Regions from separate parts of the Homo sapiens genome. Here regions 2 and 3 are each linked to region 1. A link is a contact called in ENCODE Hi-C or POLR2A ChIA-PET data. All regions are on one chromosome and are shown on one strand. Each heading gives the region's core, a stretch centred on a gene start or an enhancer-like site at or near the end of the contact. The rest is flanking DNA. Distances are from core to core; before and after follow the strand shown. Region 1 overlaps MGAT1 (alpha-1,3-mannosyl-glycoprotein 2-beta-N-acetylglucosaminyltransferase). Region 2 holds the start of CTC-338M12.4 (a long non-coding RNA gene). Region 3 holds the start of GFPT2 (glutamine-fructose-6-phosphate transaminase 2).

Region 1 (4,086 bases), core at 664-3,163:
TGAGACCTCTGTAGAGGTCAGTGTTTTGCCACCAGAGGTCCTTCAGCCTCCATCTGTTCTCCCACCTACCCACATTCTGGCCCCTGGCAATTCACAGGGAGTTTAGGAAGTAGACACCAGGGCCCTATTTCCTGGAGACCAGCCTGGTGGCCGATGTCATAGAGTGCGGTGGGCCTGGGCCGGCCCTGCTCTGGGCCCGTGACCTGCGTGTCTGACTCGGGTCCAGCTGTTCTTCCTGCCAGAGCCTCTTCCTGTGAGGCGGGGGTAACACAACCTTCTGTGGTGGCTGTGGGATTAATCCGTATGGCTGCATTGTGAGTAAAGCCTGGTGGAAATCTCTGTCTCCACTGCTTTCCTTTTCCTGCTGTTCACCTTGGCTCCCTCGACACTTAATCCCCCTCCACATGTGTCTGGAGCGGGCAGAGCGGGGGCAGTTGATAGAAAGGGGGCCGGGTAGTGCCAAGGCTGTTACTTTCCCCCACTGCCTCCCTTGGCTAACTTGAAGTCTGACCCTTTATACCAGAACTGTAAGACAGTGTGTCAGAATGGATTCAGTTGCAGAGCAGGAAGCCTGGATCCCAGCGCCGGACGGAAATGAGAGGTCGATGGTGCAGGCTGGTGTGGGGGTTCCTCCACCGTCAGGGCCCAGGCTCCTTCTCAGGTCTCAGTCTCACTCTTCTTAGCACGAGGTCAGGTCTCATTCCTTGGCTGCGGGAGCTCCAGCCAGCACACGTTTTAGGAAGAAGGAGGAAGGAAGAAGGTAAAGGGTGGATGGCAGCTGCCTCCTCCTCTCTTGGAAGCTCACAGAGCGCTGGGTCACAATTCCCTGGGTAGAACTGGATCACACAGGCACCCCTGTCAGCAAAAGAGGCTGGAAAAAGTATTTCTGAAGCTGAATCAAATTAAGATTCCTGTTACTAAGAAGGGAGTGATTGTATGGGCGACTACAGGGACCACGGCCATACACGGTGCCTGGAAGACCAAGCTTGTGACAGTGACGAGGATTTGGAGAGGGCAGGGTGATGGGGAGCTTTGGGGGGAGTGCATTAGGAACCCTGACCTGGAGAGGGGCAGAATGAAACCTGCGGGCCCCTAACCCTAGTGGGTTGTTTGAGAAACCTGTCCTACTGTGGCAGGGGGCTGAGTCTTCTCAGGGTCATGCATGAAAACTGAAATTCCTGAAGGCCACACACAGCCCCGGAAGTGCTGACTGACAAGGGCACATGCCAGTGATGCAGTTTTCTTTTTTGTCTTCACTTTTGTTGTTCCGCCGTCTTCAACACATGGCTCCCAGCTCACAGCAAATGCTGCCCTGGTTCAGCTACCAGGAAGCAGGAGAGGGGAAGGGAGGGCAAGCCTCATTCTTTATGGAACAAAAGCAGTGGGCAGACAGCCTTCCCTCACGTTCCACTCACTGGAATGTGGTCTGGCTGCCTTCCCTGCAGGAGGTGGGATGCACCCTCAGTGCAGCAGCCCTGCCCCAGCCAAAAACGTCTCAGCACAGCTGTAAGAAGAGGAAGATGGCTAGAGACAGGCAGCCTTCCCTGCAAGGGCAATGAGGCAAGCCTGCCAAAAGCCTCCTTTGGAAATACTGTTTGATTACTTTTCAGAGTTTCTATTTAGGAAAAGGGCAAAACCTTTCAGGATCAGGAGTAGGTGAGCGGCGATCAGGCCTCACTCTTCACCGAGGGCCTTCCCTGAGGAGGGGCCTGCAGGACGCTGGCAGCGGAATGGGGCTGTGTGGCTGCTAGATTAGGTCATGGCAGGGAGACAGCCTCTTCCTGGTTCTTGCTAGAACAGGCACACTTGGGGCCTTGAGCTCCAGGGAGTTCATGGAAGACATCTGACTACCCTGAGCCCCTTGCTGGAGGGTTCTGGGGAGTGGCCCACGGCCACCGTCACCCATGGCCACCGTCACCCACAGGGGCCGTGAGGACATCCCTGGCCAGCATCTAACACAACCACATGGGATGCCCTAAGCAACTACTGCCCAGCCGAGGGCTGCCTGAATTTCTGACTCACAAATGGTGGGCAATGTGAAACGGGTATTTTAAGCTGCTGAGTTCTGCGGGAGTTTGCTGAGCAACAGTAGAAACCAGAACTCTCGGATACTGTGTTCTGTCCTTGAAACGGTGGAAGATTTTATGTGACCAGAATGGAATGTTTGAACAAATATTTTGAGAATAGAATTTTAAAACATTTACTCATCAGCATCCAAGGGTGGGGAGCAGTGTCATCTAGGAGACTGGTTCTATTATTTACGTAGATGTTCTTGAATTAAAGGATGGGAATATTTTTTCCTTCCAAAACTTTTTTTCAATTTTATATTCTGTTTTTCAAGTTTTTATTATGAAAATATTCAAACTCACAGGGAAGTTGAAAGACTAATACAAAGAAGAACCATACTCTTTCCACTGACATGATCCAACGAGGAATATTTTGCCACACGGCAAATATATACCGTATAATTTTCTGTACCACTTGATAGAAAGGTAAAGAATGAATATTGTTTTTTAAATAACTTTTTTCGTATATAAGTAATATGTGCTTATCGTGTAACTACCTAAAAACATTGAAAAATAAAAGGAAAATAAAATTCATACATAACCGCCCTGCCCAGATTAACTATCTTTGGTTCTTGGCTTGCTGAGCAAGCTTCTGACCTGAACTTGGTCTTCATTGGGCACGGCTGCCCTCTACTGACAGCTGGGAGTCCTCGGCCTCCTTATGAATGAATCAAGCCAGTTGGTTCTGAAACTGCAGAACAGAGCCTGATGGCCTCATACCTGGGTTTTTAAAAATCAAAATCTGGCCGGGTGCGGTGGCTCTCGCCTGTAATCCCAGCACTTTGGGAGGCTGAGGTGGGTGGATCACGAGGTCAGGAGATCGAGACCATCCTGGCTAACACGGTGAAACCCCGTCTCTACTAAAAATACAAAAAATTAGCTGGTCGTGGTGAAGGGCGCCTGTAGTCCCAGCTACTCGGGGGGCTGAGGCAGGAGAATGGGTGAACCCGGGAGGCGGAGCTTGCAGTGAGCCGAGATCACACCGCTGCACTCCAGCCTGGGAGACAGTGCGAGACTCCTCTCAAAAAAAAAAAATCAAAATCTTGGGTGAGGCCTCACCTGAAATATCAAGTGTGACTTCCCTGTCCTTGTCATATTGCTCCCTTGAATTGGAGCCTGCCCTGATGCCCGCCTGGCTCCAGGCCAAGCCCTAGCAGTTCTCCACCCCAGTTAGACAGCATGCAGCTGTGGTTCCAACGCCCCTCCCTCAGCTGAACCGATGCCCCTGATTCTCCCTAAATTCTCCTTTGTCCTTCAGTTCATCTTTCTTGTCCTTTTGCTCCAATCACATAGTGTGAGGGAAGACTCTCCTGAAACCATGTTTTCCCTCCGCTCTCACACTGCAACAATCATCTACACAGAAGAAGACTTCTGTGACCAAACGTGTGGGGACCTCTCCCCACTCCCAAGCGGTGGACGTCAGCCAGGTGTCCTCCAATCAGTTCCAACCCTGTCTACCTGGAGATAGTGCCAGATCCCACAGGTTGAGGGCTCCATCCCCAAGACTCATCCTTGCCCCACCCCACCAATCGAATGTTGGGGCCTCCAGAACTTCTGACCAACTGGGTTCAAGTTGGGGTTCCCACAACCCCCTCTTTGAGTTTGATTAATCTGGGGGAGTTGCTCACAGAGAATCAGTTTACTAAGAAGGATATTTTAAAGGATATGGATAATTAGCCAGACGAAGAGGTACATAGGGTGAGGCCTGGAAGCACAGGAGCTTCTGTTGCCGTGGAGCTGGGGTGCCCCACCCTCCCGGCATGTGGACGAGTTCTTCACCCTCCTGTCGGCCTCCACGTGTTCGGCCCAGTCCCCTTGGTTTTTTATGGAAGCTTCATGACTTTAGCATTCCTTCCCCCAGGGTATAGGATGGGACCCTCTCATGGGAGGGCCTTGAGTCCTGCCTCAGGGCAGTGGAAGGTCAGAGTCCTGCCCCTGAGGCCTGACTCACCCAACACTGTAACAAAAGACTGTAACAAGGGCTGTGGGAATTATGAGCCAGGAACCCTGGGTTGAAAAC
Region 2 (4,086 bases), core at 893-3,392, 460 kb before region 1:
TTAAAGAAACTACTCTAGGCCTGGCCGAGATCAGACTCTTAAAGAAACTACTCTAGGCTTCAGGACAAAATCCAGATCCCTTAGTAGCAAGGCCTTCCAAACTAGGGCTCCTTGACCCTCAGGGGTTTCACTCCCTCCTAAGGAGCCCTCAAAGCTATCCCTACCTTACCTCTGCACCTACGCTGATCCCTCTGCCTGGAACGCCCTTCCTTTAACTACTTGACCTTTACTTTTCAACCCATGAGGCTGGCCACCAAAATTAGAATCTTCCACAGGCCAAAGCCTCCACTGGGTGGTGAGAATGCAACACTTAGCAGAAACAGAGCAGTCCTTGTGAGGAGACACCTGAGGGATAAGAAGAACCAGTATACACTACACCACCGCTGTGAAAGCATGAAACAAATGTGACCTAGACCTGAGGGTCCCAGAGGCTTCCCTGAACAGGCAACCTAAGCTGAGACCCCAAGAAAGCTTAGATTGAACCGAGAGGGTTGGGGAGGGATGTGATGGGCCTTCCAGGCAGAACAATGTGTGTTCTGTGTGGGAGAGAACTAATGAGTTTGGAGGAAGAGCGGAGGCCCAGTCTGGCCACAAACACAAGAGTATGGGACACGCCAGAGGAAGCCACACGGATTTTGCAGGGAGACAGTAAGGATTTTGCTCATCATCTTAAAGTACGTAAAGTACGTGGGAAAGCCTCCTGCACAGAGTTTTAGCTGGCAGTCAGCAGGCCCTCTGGTCCTGGCCACGCACCTTTCCCTCAGCCTCGCCTCAGCATTCAAGGGAAAACCTGCCACCGCGCAAGCCCTCCAGGGTCTGGAATGCTGGCAGGAGGGGATGGATGCCTCTGCTCCTGGAGAAAAGGGCTCTGGCAGGGAAGCCTGAGGGGCTGGTTCCAACTGTACAGGTCCTGTGGACTCCTCAGAAAAGGAATGGTGAGATGGATTTTCATAGGAGAGCCTCTCCAATTTCTCCTTGGGACTTTTTTTTTTTTTTTTTTGAGACGGAGTCTCTCTCTGTCGCCCAGGCTGGAGTGCAGTGGCGCCATCTCGGCTCACTGCAAGCTCCGCCTCCCGGGTTCACGCCATTCTCCTGCCTCAGCCTCCCGAGTAGCTGGGACTACAGGCGCCCGCCACCACGCCCTAATTTTTTGTATTTTTAGTAGAGACGGGGTTTCACCGTGTTAGCCAGGATGGTCTCGATCTCCTGACCTCGTGATCCGCCCGCCTCGGCCTCCCAAAGTGCTGGGATTACAGGCGTGAGCCACCGTGCCCGGCCTCTCCTTGGGACTCTTACCTTGTATGGAATGGAAGTGGTGCCTCTGGGGTCCCAGACACGGGAGAGAGGAAGCAGCCCAGGGGCTGGGAGAAGTGGTGAGACCCAGAAGAACGGTGGACCCAGTCAGGAAGGGTCCTGCCAGCAGGGCGTGGGCCAGCCTCGGGGTCTTCCCCAAAAGGCAGGTAGGGGCCTCCAGCAAGCTTCCCACCTCCGTGAGGCTGGAGAAGAGGCCCCCTGGATGAGAAGGAAGAGGCCGGCAGGTCCGGCGGGCGCAGGCACAGGTAGACTTCTGGTGGGAAAAGCGTGACTCAGCCTCCTCCAGCGGCTGCAGGACGTCCCCCCGCTAGAAAGGGCCGGGCTCCCTTTGCTGACCCAGAGTCAACCCAGCGATTCCTCCCGGGGAGGCGGGGGGCCCCGGCCCCGGCCCAGAGCGCATGCCTATGCCGGGAGCTGGGCGAGGACAGGGCACAGCCACAGCTGGGTGCCCAACGGGAAAGGCGGCCGTTCCCCCTCAAGCTGCACCTGAAGGGGTCCCCAGGGTCGAGGCCACTTCTCCTTCGGCTCAGGGTTGACCTTCAGTGACCACTGTGGCCTGCGGGCATCCCCTGGGAGGGACGGAGGGGGATGGAGGAAAACTCCAAAGGGAAAGGCCGAATCCTGCAGGGTCTGGTCGTCGGAAAGCCAACCATACAGTCAGCCCTCCCTCTCCTCGGGCTGCCGTCGCCATCCGGGTCCACACGGGCTCTAAGACAAAACCCCAATTGCCCCCAAGGCCCCATAGGAGGGGCGCTGCCAGAATCGCCTATTTTTAGTGAAAGAGAACCGGGCCGGGAGACGGCGGCAGGGGGCCGGAGCATTCCCGAGGTCTCGGTCTGGGTGTCGCGAGGCAGGGAAAGAGGGCGGCCCCGGAGCGGAGCGGGAAAGGGGGCGGGGCAGGGTGGGGCCGGACGTGGCAACCTCCCGCTTCCGGGACAGTGACCCGCGGCGCGGCAAGGCCTTTCCCTTGGGCGTGGGTGGGGACCTGGACTCCCTGTGGAACGTTTAAGAAAAAGAGAACCGAATGAGGTTTCGCGAAAGGAAAAAAAATGTAACTGTGATCTAGTGCTGTTGACGGCCGCGAATGGAGAAACCCCGTGTTCTCGAGGACAAATTGGAACTCCTCGGCGTTTTAGGTCCTCAACCCGGGAACCCCTCGCACCGCGAATCTCAGTCCACAGCGGGAGGCGGGTGTGGTCGTTCACCTATTTGTGCCCGAGGGCTCAGGGAGGCGCTGGCATGACCCGAGTGGGGGGCAGCAAGCTGGTTAGCGGGAGGGTGAAGGCAGCGGTCTTCCACGACCACCACAATCACCTGGGTAGGGATTGAGTCCCGTATTGGAAAAGCGAAAGAACAGTCAGCTGGGGGTGCCAAGGAGGCAGGTGATGTATACAAACCTGGAGCCTTAGGATGGTCCACAGGCTGCGGAGGACCACAGCCAGGACAACGTCCCGGAAAGCCCAAGGGAGACTGCGGCGGAAGGCAGGGGAACCTGCAGAGGACCAGGAGAGCAAGCTGTTTCAGGGAGGGATCCTGGCCTTCCCTGCACACCTGGGCGTCTACAGCCTCCGGCAGCTCTGCCACCCTCCCTCGCCTGTCTTCTGCCTTTACGCAGGCTTTCTAGCAGACATTGCCAAGGTTCTTCTCCAGGCCTTCAAGGCCCTAGGTTAACTGCACCCTCCATTTCCCTGCTCTGTCCTCAGCCCCTCCACACTCCAGCTCAGTACGTTGGCACTAACTCTTCCCTCCGATTGAAATATTTTTCCCCCATTTGACTTCCCTCCACAGGAACATTATTCTCCCATATACCCGCAGGGCTCTCTCCGTGTCTCTGTTCCAATGTTCTCCCCTCTTCGCATACCGTAGGAAGTAAACTGCAAATAAAACAAACCAGGGTCCCCCCTCTGTCTTGTTCACAGCTGTGTCCCCAAGACCTAAAATAAGGCCTGGCACCCAAGAGGTGCTAAGTTTCACAACATTTACTCTGCCTTGTTCAGGGCGCTTTACATTTGCTTCTTCACTTTCCACACCACCATGTAATGTAGATACTAATATTATTTCCAATCTCATTTCACAGATGAGAAACGAAAGTTGATAGATGTCACAAATAGAAAAGTATATACTTAGGTATAATGCCCCCTTTATTTTGCATAGATGTTGGTGGCTGCTATCATCCTGATCTGTGCCCCTGTTTAAAACTACTTGAATAGACATGGTGCCAACACTGTCTCTTATAGTCAGAGATGGGTGAGAATGGGAGCCATTACTTATTTAAATTCCTGCGGTCGAGCGGAAGGCAGAAGGACAGTTAGGTATCCGTGTTCCACCGCTTCCCTGTCTGGGCACGTCCTTCAGGGCACAGTTGGACCCCCAGACCCCTGGGCTTTTGTGTACGCTGGCTGGGCCCAGAGAGAGCTTTCCACTAGATGTCCCCAGAAGTCAGAACCTTAAGGTCCTCCTTTGGGCATTTCCGTTTCTGCGAGAGCTTCCCGTGTTCTGGCCTAGGCAGGAACGGATTGGCAGTCTAGCAACACACAGGGCAATTTTTACTTTATTATTTTATTGTATGTATGTATTTATTTATTTGAGTCGGAGTCTCGCTCTGCTGCCCAGGCTGGAGTGCAGTGGCGCGATCTCGGTTCACTGCAACCTCCGCCTCTCAGGTTCAAGGGATTCTCCTGCCTCAGCCTCCCGAGTAACTGGGATTACAGGCACCCCCCACCACGCCTGGCTAATTTTAATTTTTTTTATTTATTTATTTGGAAAGAGGTT
Region 3 (4,086 bases), core at 775-3,274, 430 kb after region 1:
GCCTCCCAAAGTGCTGGGATGACAGACCCAAGCCACTGTACCAGGCCAAGTTCATCTTTTCTGCTGGTTTCCCTCATGTGCTGGAGCAGGTCATCAACGTCCCAGCCTGGGCCATATGCTGACCTCTGAACCACTGCCCAGGCTGTGTGGCCAGGCCCAGGCCATCAACCTCCCAGATGACTCTCAGAGGGTTCTCAAAGCAGGAGTGATGCTAGGCCGGCAGCTGCTACAGACACATCCCCATGGGTGGTAGTGTGCACTCATGCCGTTCCTCACCGTGGACCTGTGACTCCTCCAGGAGGATAAAGGACAGATTTGGACCCTGCTAAGACCCCAGGGCTCCTGGGGTCTTGGTGCTATCAGAGGGCCTGTTGACATCACCCTGTCCCCGCCTCAGTTACAACAGTGGAGGCCAGTCTGGGCCAAACAACCTGATCTCCACATTCAAGTTCTAGCCCTCATCCAGGGGACCTTTGCACTGCCTGCTGCTCCCTCCTTCCTGGCTTCGCTAGGCTCTGGACCACCTGCACCAGCGCAGCCCTGCCCAGTCCCAGGCAGAGCCTGGCACCCTCTCCACCGCTGGCCCAGCCCCCTCCTTGTATCCTACCTGGAATTTTTAGCTCTCTGTGTAACCACGAGCTTAGTGTCTGCTTCCCCTTCACTTGTAAGTGCCAGGAGGGCAGGGCCAGATCTGTTCTCATTCATCAATAAGTCTCTTGCACCTGCACCCTGACAGGTGTGAAGTGGGTTCTTAGGAATGAGAGAAGGAAGGAAGGAAAGCGACCCTGCATAGTGGAGGGTTGGGGGCAAACGCTGCGGCTCCTGAATCGCTCTGAGATTTCCCAACAACAGGACTCACCCAAGCCCCCTCCTTCGCTGTCGTGGAGCCTCAGTTTTCCCAACCCTCCAATGGCACAACCTCCTTCCCCCAGGGCTTGCAGAGTCGCGGTGAAACTAGGGAGGGATTATGTTAGAAAAATGCTCTAGACGAGATGTAAAAATCTTTTTTTTTTTACACGACTGAGGAGGATCCGTTTAGAATTTCAGGATTTTTTTAAGAAAAAAAAAAACTTCAAAGTGCGCAAACGTTGGGCCGGTTCTCGTGACCTTCCTCGGGAGACGAGGGGCCCAGAGTGCAGGGGGAACGGGAGGGACGGCCGGGAACCAGGGCGGAGAAACGCGGGCCTTGGTGCCTCACTGGGGGGTCGGATTCCGACCCCAGGCGTAGGAACCCCCGGGTCCCTCGCGGGCCTGCAGCGCGAGGCAGATCTGGGGAGGGGGCAGCTCGGCGCGGGTGGGGTCGGGGCTTCCTGGGGCGCCTCCAGCTTCGTTCACAACCTGCGGAACCCTCGCCTTCAAGCTCGGGCTCCGCGGCAAATCCCAGGGTCGAATTCTGCCACCGCCGCGGCGTCCGGTTTTGGCAGAGTCCTTGTCTGCCTCCGGGAGCCTCGGTTTTCTCGTCTCTCCGCCAAGCCCGGGCGTTCTCTCCACGCAGGGTGAGGGCCAGGCTTAGAGGTCTGCGGAGCTCTGAAACAAGCCTGTCACTCAGATGGGAGCGCGGCAGGAACAGCGGCTCACGCGGGTTTCCGGAGCGCGCGAGTGATGCCGGACCCCTCGCTCTGCCCCTTACGCGGCCCGTCTGACTTCTCAGCACCCCGTGGGAGGGAGCTTCCCTGGGTAGCCCCGTTTCACAGACGGGAAAGCGGAGGCACAGCGCGATCGGGCCCTGCCCGGCTTCCACGCCTACTCTGGTTGAGTCGGGGTCTGAACTCGGGCCGTTGGTTGCCCTAAGCCCCGCTCCGGGATCTGGCGCCCGGCGCCCCAGCCTTACACGCCCGACCCGCGCCTGGGAGCCGCCCCTCGGCCCCCCTCCCTGGCTCCTGGGGGCCGGGTCCCGTCGTTGTCACGACAACCGGGGGCCAATGGGAGCAGGCGGGCGGGGGAAGCCCCGCCCCTTCCCCGCCCCCTTCCCCGCCCTCTCGGAGGGCTCCGGGTTATAAGGGCTGGAGGCCGAGCGGACGGGAGCTGGAGCCCGCGGAGCCCACGGAGCCCACGGAGCCCACGGAGGAGCCCACGGAGGAGCCCCAGCGTCCGAACGGGCAGACCCCCTCGAGCCGCGAAGGAGCCCGAGAAGCAGCCACGATGTGCGGTGAGTGCCGCGCCCGCCCGAGCCGCCTCCTCCACGCCGTCCGCGGGTCCCGGCGCCGCAGCCTCTCCGCGCCTCCGCCCGCAAGCAGGCGCCGAGGACCTGGCTGGGGGCGCCGATCTGCCCCGGGCCCCTACCGAGGGGCTGTCGTCGGCCGGGCCTGGCTGCCCCTCACCCGCGTTCCCCGAGTGGCCGTCTCGGAGGTGTGGGTGGGGGATGCCCAACCCGACTCCTGGTCTCGGACACAGTGAGGGGGACCGAGGCCCGGTCCCCACGGAGGGGAGGGACCTGGTCCGGTCCGGCCTGGACCCCGTAACAGAGGGGTCCCCACCCCATGCCGACCGAGGTCGCTCTCCTCCACGTCTCCCAGTCGCCCACAAAGGCGGCCACGCGCAGGCCGGCGCATCCCGAGTGCGGGGCGCCCATCCCGACTCAGCCCGCCGCGCCCACCGAGGAGAGGAGAGGCGACCCCGCCCCGCCGTCCCCGCAGCCCGCCCGGTCGCCCCCGCTGCGTCAGTGCCTCAGGCAGGGCCTGCGCGTCCTCCTCGCGACCCCAAAGGAACGTCTGGTCCCTAGAAGGGTCGCTGCCGCGTTACCGCCTCTTTGCGCGGGGAAGAGGCAGTCACTGCCCGAACCTCGGCCCGAAGCCACGAGAGGGAGTCCGGGGCGGGGAGCGGGGCCGGGCGTCCGATTCCCGCGGCGCTCCCGCGCTGTCCCGCGTGGCTGCGGGACCGTGGGGAGGGCGGCCGCGGCCCGGAGCGCACATCTGCAATTCTTTACTCTCCTGGCTGGGCCGCCTCCGCTGGCCGGGAGAGAGCCGGGAACTTCTGCTGGGACAAAAGGTCACTGTGCTCTTTTTTTTTTTTTTTTTTTTCCTTGAGTAGGATTCGGTTACCCATTCCAGCCTCCTGTGGCTGGAGGACCTGGAGGAACTTTCGAAGCCATGAAAGGCCTCTCTCTGACTTTGCTGAGGGCCGGGGTGGGGTGCGCCCGCGGTGAGCCCTGGCCGAGGTCTGTGCAGGCCTCTTGTCTCGGAGGCCAGCTGCTCGGCAGAAGGGAACGACCTACGGCGGAGCGGGCAGCGTGCTTCGGGATGCCGCCTCACCCAGGCTGAACAGGCATCCGTGGAAATTCCTGAACCCTCAGCTAAAATCTCGTGCTCCCAGACGCCATTCTCCATGTGTAGAGCCACCTTTGGGTGTTTCTGGGGGCAGAGATGAGGCAAAGGTGGTAGTTTTGCCAGATGTCCAAGCCCTGATGTTCCACACCTCTCAGTGTAGCATTCAAGACCCTTGGCCAAAACTGGTGGCCTTGGGGCCAGACTTGTGCAGGAGACCCTTGAACCAGGAGGGTCTGCCCACAGCACCAGAGGCTCCCCTTCCCCTTCCTTTCAGATGCTCCTCTGCCCCCACTGCCACCCCTGCCTGTCATCCTCCTTCCTACTGGCATCTTGCTTTTTCCCAAGTCTCTCTGAGCTTTGGGGGGGCTCTACCTCCTCCAGCTCACAAAATCACAAGTGTTTTTGTTCTGCTTCTTAAAGGGACACACACGCGTTGTCTCCTAGGGAAAGGTTGAGCTTTGGGGTGTGACCACCTGTATCTTCAGATTTTCTGGTACTGACTTGTGGTTGTATGTGAGAAGGAGCTTGAGGTCCCCAAAGGACACCCAGGGCTCAGGAGTGGCTGCGGTCCATGGGGGTGCCCACTCGGAGCCAGAATCAAAGAGTGCGTGCTGGCTTAGGTGCCTTCTCAGAATTCCCAGATTTGCTGATTTGGGGCTGGGGGCAGGGTGGGGGAAGTGGGGAGGGCACAGCTCAGCAGGAAGTCGTGGAATCCCTGCATGGGAAAGTTATTTCCTTTTCAAGAACATCAGGAGAAAGTTTCAACTTGGTGCTAACGTGTCCTTAACATCTCTCTGACACTTGCTTAAGTATCCTGTGC

Evidence for each region. A loop is a pair of places that touch in the nucleus more often than their neighbours do. ChIA-PET counts read pairs that join two places held with the same protein, here RNA polymerase II (POLR2A). Pooled maps may share reads with other maps.
Region 2: a loop to region 1 is called in a pooled map, with 2.5 times the contacts of the local background. The contact joins the promoter of CTC-338M12.4 here to the enhancer-like site in region 1. A Hi-C loop is called at or near these places in 1 of 168 maps with a recorded cell type or tissue (mammary epithelial cell) and 3 of 50 pooled maps. POLR2A ChIA-PET finds 5 or more read pairs at or near these places in 3 of 52 experiments (HEK293, activated CD8-positive, alpha-beta T cell and activated T-cell).
Region 3: a map of IMR-90 shows a loop between it and region 1 (15-fold over the local background). The contact joins the promoter of GFPT2 here to the enhancer-like site in region 1. A Hi-C loop is called at or near these places in 2 of 168 maps with a recorded cell type or tissue (IMR-90 and sciatic nerve) and 1 of 50 pooled maps. POLR2A ChIA-PET finds 5 or more read pairs at or near these places in 2 of 52 experiments (GM12878 and HEK293T).

What each region holds. Positions count from the first base shown.
Region 1 is chr5:180,783,303-180,787,388 of GRCh38, reverse strand. MGAT1 (alpha-1,3-mannosyl-glycoprotein 2-beta-N-acetylglucosaminyltransferase) reads left to right here. Exons shown (of 2, transcript NM_002406.4): 2 at 1-2,609. Among named protein-coding and RNA genes, the nearest start is that of MGAT1, 17 kb to the left of the region's middle. RefSeq lists enhancers at 532-1,442, 1,443-2,354. Within about 2 kb of position 1,913, at least 23 of the 41 ENCODE cell types and tissues checked have a DNase peak (open chromatin) inside an H3K27ac peak, as active enhancers do; they include IMR-90, where a contact is called at or near this core.
Region 2 is chr5:181,244,597-181,248,682 of GRCh38, reverse strand. CTC-338M12.4 (a long non-coding RNA gene) reads right to left here and starts at 2,142. Exons shown (of 3, transcript NR_109909.1): 1 at 1,801-2,142; 2 at 1,297-1,567. RefSeq lists enhancers at 424-1,351, 1,352-2,278, 3,010-3,059, 2,279-3,207 and silencers at 1,610-1,709, 1,940-2,019, 2,120-2,199.
Region 3 is chr5:180,351,274-180,355,359 of GRCh38, reverse strand. It overlaps GFPT2 (glutamine-fructose-6-phosphate transaminase 2), which reads left to right and starts at 2,024. Exons shown (of 19, transcript NM_005110.4): 1 at 2,024-2,149. The coding sequence starts at 2,143. RefSeq lists a silencer at 1,768-1,997 and an enhancer at 3,370-3,870.